Linked DNA regions of Homo sapiens: region 1 is linked to region 2. The links are chromatin contacts, found by Hi-C or POLR2A ChIA-PET in ENCODE. All regions are on one chromosome and are shown on one strand. Each heading gives the region's core, a stretch centred on a gene start or an enhancer-like site at or near the end of the contact. The rest is flanking DNA. Distances are from core to core; before and after follow the strand shown. Region 1 overlaps NR3C2 (nuclear receptor subfamily 3 group C member 2). Region 2 holds the start of PRMT9 (protein arginine methyltransferase 9).

Region 1 (4,358 bases), core at 1,463-3,962, 530 kb before region 2:
CCAAGGCTGAAAATCTCTGAGGTGTAAGTACCAGGTGGGGATCTGTGGGAAATGAGAGATTTTTCCTGTGCATGTCCTAAGAGTTTTCTGTATTCGTATTCTGAAATGGAAGCATAGTTCTCTGGACAGATTGCCTTCCTGTGTGGTTTCCACTAGGTTAGGTCTGGCAAGGGAGGTCAACAGAAGCTTCATATGGTGAGTTTTCTCCCAGCCAGAGACTTAAATACTTTCCAGAGCTGTAGCGGGGAACTCTGACCACGGGGAACCCATTGCAGTCATGCAAATAAGTGCTTTGCCACAAGTCAGGTTGGTTTATCTATGCTTATTCTGTTAAAACATACTATATAAAGTTCTTAAGTGTCATTTGTATTGTCTTTACTAGCTGTCTTGCCACTTTTTGCTCTTGATATAATTTAACTTTCAGTTTCAGTTCACGTTTGGCTTATCCCCAGCTCTGTGGTGGTGGCTTTCAGCAAATGTGGCTTTGGTAAAAAAGACTTTGGCCACCATCTAAGACTTAGCTGCTTGTGGGTCTGATCTGTAATTTGATACCTTTGGAGACCGTACCTCTGGTTGTGATCATGAGCTAGGTAACATGTTCAGATAGCAGGGTGATTTGACATTCAAGATAAATAAGTTGTTTATCAGTAGGACCATGTCTGATACTACTTAGTCAACAAAGCAAAGATCTGGGCATATAGTAGGTCCCAACTGTTCTCCAGAAACATTTGTGGGAAATGTCTTTTTTAAGTATAAAGATGCCTGGGTACCATGTCTGATTTAATAAATTGAAAGGATTTAATAAATTGAAAGTATTTTGAAAAGTTTCCAGTAAGGTTCTGATACCCAGCCAAGGCTAAGAACTGCTATATGCACATGTGGCCCTCAGAGTGTAGCAAGGGTGCCAGAGCCTGTCTGCTTGGGCTCAAATCTTGGCTCTTTCATTTACTCTCGGCAAACACTTAGGCAAGTTACTTCACTGCTCCCAGCCTCAGTGTTCTCATACGTAAAATGGAGATGCTAAGACTGTTTCATGGGATTGTTATCTTAGTTAAATGATCCAATAAAGTGCTTAAGCACACTTTTGACTTCGGCAGTTGACCAGGAAATGCTATTTCTTCTTTGGTCATTATCCTAGATCAGGGACCAGATCTGGCCCCCTGACTATTTTTGTACTGGGAACTAAATGGTTGGGGGGGTGGTGGGGAGTCAAAAATATTTTGTGATATGTTAAAATACATGAAATCCACATTTCAGTGTTAATAAATAAAGTTTTATTGGAACAGAGCCATACTCATTCATTTATATATCATCTATGGTTGCTTTCCCATTATAATGACATAGTTGAGTAGTTGTGACAGAAACTATGTCTCACACTTTGGGAGGCCAAGGCGGTTGAATCACAAGGTCAGGAGATCACGACCATCCTGGCTAATGCAGTGAAATCCCATCTCTACTAAAAACACACACACACAAAAAAAATAGCTAGGCGTGGTGGTGGGCGCCTATAGTCCCAGCTACTCAGGAGGCTGAGGCAGGGGAATTGGTTGAACCCAGGAGGCAGGGCTTGCAGTGAGCTGAGATCGAGCCACTGCACTATGGCCTGGGCGACAGAACAAGACTCCATCTCAAAAAAAAAAAAAAAAACTATGCCTCAAAAAGCCTAAAATATTTACTATTTAACCCCTTTGGAGATCTCCTAGATCTTTGCAGTGTTCAGAGCCTAACAGGTTAATTGTCACCTTTCTCAAATGGACAAAAGAATGAGGAAGACTTTTCACTTGATGTTCTCATGTTTTTGGTGCCAGTGTTACTTTCCAGGGTATGTTGAAGGGCACATAAATTCAATAGCTATTTTAACCTCAGTGTTACAAATGCATATCCTTGGTCACGTGTGGCATTGCTGTGATGCAGTTTAATGAATTACCTCCACCTTCTCCATACTGTTTATCCACAGCTCTCCATACTGTTTATCCTCAGCATTTGCTTCCTCATAAGGAAAGCCCGGATCAGCTTCTGTTAGCTTGCCCAGCAGTCACCACCAGCATGCAGCAGCAGTTCATGGATAAACGCCTCAAGGGCATTTAATAACATTGCAGTTTAGTGAACTAGAATAGTTTTCCAGAGAACTGAGTGTCAATTTTAATGTTTTTTTCCTGATACTTTATGAAACACCAGAGGCATCTAGCTGTGAATCCCAAGGACATAAGGGTAACACCATTCAGGGACATGCCTGTATTCTGGATGCCTTGTTTTCCCTTTTCATACCCCGAACAGACTTTGTGTTATTTATCCGAATGCCAGCTTCCAGGATTTGTTTTTCATGCTTAGGCATAAAGATAAGAATCCAAACACGGAGGGAAATAGAAGGCTAGAATCCTGCCCAGTAGGGCTTCGGTGGAGAATGTACTCCTTACCCAGGCCCCCATCCCCTTGTTGAAGGCTGCACGCAGCCCCAGGCTGCATGCCTGGGTGCTCTTGTCCTTTCAAGGCTCTTAATCTGATTTCTCCAGATTGAAATCAAGCCAGCCAAGATGTTTTGTTTGGCCTGCATAATTTTTTTAACGTTTTTAATTATTTGCCAATATTTAAAAATGGGGAGATTTCATATAAACTCTCGACGTCCAGCCTCTCCTGAAGTAGTGAAAGGTCTGGCAACACGGAGCCTGCATTCCAGCATGCCAGCCATTGGCAAGCCCTGAGCAGCAGCTGTAGCAGCTGCTCTTTCCTTGAGCCAGGGCGTGCAGGCTCCTGCTGCCTCACTCATTTCATCATCTCATGGCTCAGCTCTGTGGCAAGATGCTGGATCCCACATTTCCTAGATGCGGCTCAGGTAGCTTCTCAGGAGCAGTCTTCTCTTCCCTGTTTTCTTAGTTATAGGTAATTTTCAGTTGTCCATCTGAATGGCTAAATGGTCATGGAGCCAAATGCATTCATGGGGACCTAGATCATGATTTGGAAAATTTTTATTTTTGTTTTTAGGTTGAAAAGACAACCCAAATTGTGGAAAGTGGGTATATAACATAGTTGTTGTATTACTCTGTTTTCCTTTTTAAAAAAAAAAACTCTTCAAAAACACCAATAAAAACTGCCTAGACAATATGGTATGTAGACTGACAAACAGGAGATCTTTCTTAGCTTAAGGCCCAACTTTAGAATCAATATTAATAGCTAAGTTATTTAGCAACCTATTCTGCTAAGCACTGCCCTTGGCATCTGAAAATGTTTCTTCTGCACTTCTCAATAATCTAGCTAGGTAGACTATACTTTTACAATTGCACAGAAGTGGAAATAGACCCCTAAGAAGTAAAGTAACTTGCACCAAGTCATAGCTAGTGAGCAGATGAATTTGATTTCAACCCCAGGTCTTCTGATTTAAAGTCTGACATCTCTCCATTACCTCTGTGACCTGGGGTAAGTCCTAGTTAGAATGAAAACCCCTGTATTTTCTTCCATAAGAAGTGAAACTTTCTTTTCAATAATTCAAGTTAGTATTTAATATTCAAGCTTCAAGGAGAACCATTTGCACCATTTTTCCCTGCCTTTTGGAGCTCAAGAAAAAGGGGACTATGTAAGTTGTAAAGTATTCCATAGACAGCTACAGTGACTGTAGTTTCGTGGCGTATTCATTTTATGGCTTTACTGGATGAAACAGAATCAGATTACAAAGCTGTCATTTGCAAAAGTTCTGAGAACGTTGCATGCCCCATTGAAGAAGATTTTATTTTAACTTTAATCAGAATTCAATTTAAATAATTTAGAGTGTTTTTAGGCAGAATGGCTGTCTGAAATGTAATGTCTTCTTAAACTATTAGATTGTATTGACTTAAAGGTTGAGTACATGTGAAAGACCATAGCCTTTGGAACAGCCGCAGAATAATACTCAGCTTTAATTTCATATGGGATAAACGTATTCAATTCAGAATACTATAAATATGTAAGCAGAAAACTGAATTGTGAGTAAGTTATTAGGTAACACTAAACATACATAAAAATTCCATCATTATTGGGGGTCAGTTTCTCACCTTTTGTTTGACATTCCTTAGACTTTAACACCATGTCTAATGATTTCTACTTTTCCTTGGGTTTGCTGGTATGATTGTCTTTACTAAGATTTTTATTATACTGATTTTAAAATGAATTTCCATGACTTTGTTGAATTTTATTGTACAGCTATTTAATCAGTCTATCCTGAGTCATATGTAGAAGGCACTGTGTGTGCTGTGGCACTGTGTTGAGGCAGCTGTGACTCCTCCTAGAGAAGTGTGGTCTTGTCTAAAAAAAAAAAAACCCATCATTGTCCTTCCTCTCCTTCTCAACTTTGGAGAAATTGCATTTCTCCTTTAAGGTTCAGATGA
Region 2 (4,155 bases), core at 1,518-4,017:
TGGTAGTTTCTTTTGCTATGCAGAAGCTCTTTAGTTTAATTAGATCCCATTTGTCAATTTTGGCTTTTGTTGCCATTGCTTTTGGTGTTTTAGTCATGATGTCCTTGCCCATGCCTATGTCCTGAATGGTATTGCCTAGGATTTCTTTTAGCGTTTTTATGGTTTTAGGTCTAACATTTAAGTCTTTAATCCATCTTCAATTAATTTTTGTATAAGGTGTAAGGAAGGGATCTAGTTTCAGCTTTCTACATATGGCTAGCCAGTTTGCCCAGCACCATTTATTAAATAGGGAATCCTTTCCCCATTTCTTGTTTTTGTCAGGTTTGTGAAAGATCAGATGGTTGTAGATGTGTGGTATTGTTTCTAATGGCTCTGTTCTGTACCATTGGTCTATATCTCTGTTTTGGTACCAGTACCTTGCTGTTTTGGTTACTATAGCCTTATAGTATAGTTTGAAGTCAGGTAGCATGATGCCTCCAGCTTTGTTCTTTTGGCTTAGGATTGTCGTGACAATGCGGGCTCTTTTTTGGTTCTATATGAACTTTAAAGTAGTTTTTTCAAATTCTGTGAAGAAAGTTATTGTTAGCTTGATGGGGATGGCACTGAATCTGTAAATTACCTTGGGCGGTGTGGCCATTTTCACGATATTGATTCTTCCTATCCATGAGCATGGAATGTTCTTCCATTTGTTTGTGTCCTCTCTTATTTCATTGAGCAGTGGTTTGTAATTCTCCTTGAAGAGGTCCTTCACGTCCCTTGTAAGTTGGATTCCTAGGTATTTTATTCTTTTTGAAGCAATTGTGAATGGGAATTCACTCATGATTTGGCTCTCTGTCTGTTATTGGTGTATAGAAATGCCTGTGATTTTTGCACATTGATTTTGTATCCTGACACTTTGCTGAAGTTGCTTATCAGCTTAAGGAGATTTTGGGCTGAGATGATGGGGTTTTCTAAATATACAATCATGTCATCTGCAAACAGGGACAATTTGACTTCCTCTTTTCCTAATTGAATACCCTTTATTTCTTTCTCCTGCCTGTTTGCCCTGGCCAGAACTTCCAACACTATGTTGAATAGGAGTGGTGAGAGAGGGCATCCCTGTCTTGTGCCAGTTTTCAAAGGGAATGCTTCCAGTTTTTGCCCATTCAGTATGATATTGGCTGTGGGTCTGTCATAAATAGCTCTTATTATTTTGAGATACATCCCATCAATACCTAATTTATTGAGAGTTTTTAGCATGAAAGGCTGTTGCCAATTCCAGTTTCTTAAGGTGACCAGATGTTCCATGTTATTTGTGTCATTCCATTTTTTCAAATGACCTATTCTATGTACAGAAAATCTTGAAGTTATAGATAAACCACGAAAAAATGCAAATAATTGGCCTGGTGCAGTGGCTCATGCCTGTAATCCCAGCACTTTGGGGGGCTGAGGCGGGCGGATCACCTGAGGTCAGGAGCTTGAGACCAGCCTGACCAACATGGAGAAACCCTGTCTCTACTAAAAAGACAAAATTACCCGGGCGTGGTGGTGCATGCCTGTAATCCCAGCTACTCGGAAGGCTGAGGCAGGAGAATCGCTTGAACTTGGGAGGTAGAGGTTGCAGTGAGCCGAGATCGCACCACTGCACTCCAGCCTGGCGACAGAGTGAGGCTCTGTCTCAAAAAAAAAAAAAAAAAAAAAAAAAAAAAAAAGAAAAAAAAGAAAAGAAAGAAAAGAAAGAAGAAAAAATCAAAGTCCTTACTTTGCATCATAATCCGCTAGGTGCAAAGGTCACAAAAGTGATTAAGAATAGCTCACAATGTAGTGAGCTGGAACCTGAAAAACGGATTAGGATTTACACAGGCGAGTGCTCAGAAAAAAGGGTAGTTCAGATAATTGGATCAGAAGAGAAGGCAAAAATGCATGACGTGTTTTTGAGAATTAGAGGAGCCCTCAAAATGTATTAGTGTGATATGCAAAATGCTCGATTTAAGATATTATCCATTAATGAATTTGAAAATGGGGACAAAAATAACTTTTCAGCCGTAATAACTATGCTCCCCTCCCTTTGAGTTTCGAATCTGTATCTTAGAGGCCACACTTGAATGTGGAAAAACTTTGTATTAATGTAAACACTATACAGTGATAAGACACGAACAGTGAAATAACCCCTAAGCTCATCTTATAACTGAACAGATAGGTGGTCAGAGAACTTGGATTTGAACCATGCCTATGCCACTAGCTGGTTGTGTGACCTCCAGCAAGTCACTTCTCAAGATACCACGTTTGCCATCATTAAGACGAGTGTGATCCAAAGGTCCACCTAGCCAGGTTTTGTGAGAATGATTTGAAATGCCTGTGAAAGCATTTCCTCTACCACGTCTGAGATGCTTTTGTTATCTCCAGGTTCTTTCAGGTCTTGAAATTTTGTGCATCACGATCCAAAATGTCTTAAGCATCATCACAAATGCTTGACCGTCCCTCATGAGCGGGTGGCGCTTCGCGCTGCCTGGGTCTGTACAACAGGGTCTTGCAGTCGAAAGCCACACACTCCCGGAGTGCAAGAGGGAGAGAAAGCTCTGCTTTCAGCCGGGAAAAAAAAAGGGCGCAAGACCGGACAGGTCCTGCCACAGACGTTCTCCTATGCTCACGCACAGTGGTCGCTCCTGCGGGAATGGGCAGCAGTGACGTGCCCACGTCGGGCGCGCTGACGTTCGCGTAGCGTGCGCCGCTGGCCAGGTGCGCAATAGTGGGGTATGCGTCACGGTCTGCGCCGCCCGCGGGGCCAGGACGGGGCGGAGCTTCCGCCTGGGCTGGGGTTGGCGAGTTCACCCGCGGCGGAGGGTAACTTTGCTGTGCTGTTTTTTGAGCAGTTGTCTGGTCCCTGGAAGTGTAGCATCGAGAGAGTTTTCTAATTACGTTTACAAAATATCTTCCCTTTGGCCATACAAGTGGTGACTGCCATGTCGAACTCGCGGCCCAGGTCCCGCCGAGACGCCGGGGGTGGCGCTGGGGCAGCCGGCCGGGACGAGCTGGTGTCGCGGTCCTTGCAGAGCGCAGAGCACTGTCTGGGCGTCCAGGACTTCGGCACTGCCTATGCCCACTACCTCCTCGTGCTCAGCCTGGCGCCGGAGCTGAAACACGACGTGAAGGTGAGGGTCCTTTTTTCTCACTTGCTGGCAGATCCAACGTCCTCGTAAAAAAAAAAAAAAAAACAGAAAAAAAAAAAAGCGGAGGGGCTAGGGTGCCTGGGTGGGTGGTTGCTGTTAATATTTAGGGCCCTTTTTTCTCACTTGCTGGCCGATCCAACGTCCTCGTAAAAAAAAAGAAAAGAAAAAAGGCGGAGGGGCTAGGGTGCTTGGTTGGGTGTTTGCTATTAATGTTTACTGTTCAACCTTGACATCTTTCGTTTATTCACACCTACGACCAGCCCAGAGGAAAATCCTGCCGTCTTCACCTTCGAAATATGTCCAGAATCTTACCAGTTCTCACCATCTTCCCCTTTACTACCCTGGTTCGAGCTTCAGTCATCTGCCGGCTGTTGCAGTCGGCTCTCAACTGAGCTCTCTCCTGCAGTCTGTGTCAACATAGCTAGCTTTTTGCAACAAAAGTCAAATGTTGTCATTTCTCAGTTTCAAAACTTTCATCTCGTTTAAAATTTTAAAGGCCCTCGAATTGGAAATGAGGTCTCACGTGATCCTCTTCTCCTTATATCTAATTTAAGCATGCCCTGGCTTGAGGGCTTTTGGATTTGTTATATTGTGTGTAGTAGGAATATAGTGGGCCTCTAGTTGAATAAAGTGTGTAATTAGCCTAAAGTGATTATCATTTAATGATGCGTTCTTTAAACTTCAATTATTGGATTATTTGCAACAATTACTCTGTTGAAATGCTGTTCTTTTTTGAAGTACTTTTAGAATCTAAATTACGAAAAATGATTTAACTTAAAATTGCAATTACTTTGCTTCATTTAGACTGAGGGTTTGTCAACCTCAGCACTATTGACATTTTGAATGGGATAATTCTTTGTTATGGGGGAGGGGAGGTGTCCTGTGCATTGCAGTATGTTTGGCAGCATCCTTGATCTCTACCCACTAAATGTCAGTAGCGTCTAGATGTTTGTAGTTCATGTAAACTTAGTGTAAATTTCAGGACCAGCTGTCCTACTTGAGGAGG

What was found. Hi-C counts contacts between places; a loop is a spot of excess contacts on that map. ChIA-PET counts read pairs that join two places held with the same protein, here RNA polymerase II (POLR2A). Pooled maps may share reads with other maps.
Region 1: a pooled map shows a loop between it and region 2 (2.8-fold over the local background). The contact joins the enhancer-like site here to the promoter of PRMT9 in region 2. A Hi-C loop is called at or near these places in 1 of 37 single-sample maps with no recorded cell type and 4 of 50 pooled maps. POLR2A ChIA-PET finds 5 or more read pairs at or near these places in 1 of 52 experiments (HEK293T).

What each region holds. Positions count from the first base shown.
Region 1 is chr4:148,213,070-148,217,427 of GRCh38, reverse strand. All of the region lies in intron 3 of NR3C2 (nuclear receptor subfamily 3 group C member 2), which reads left to right. Among named protein-coding and RNA genes, the nearest start is that of NR3C2, 230 kb to the left of the region's middle. Within about 2 kb of position 2,712, at least 11 of the 41 ENCODE cell types and tissues checked have a DNase peak (open chromatin) inside an H3K27ac peak, as active enhancers do.
Region 2 is chr4:147,682,775-147,686,929 of GRCh38, reverse strand. PRMT9 (protein arginine methyltransferase 9) reads left to right here and starts at 2,767. Exons shown (of 12, transcript NM_138364.4): 1 at 2,767-3,131. The coding sequence starts at 2,943.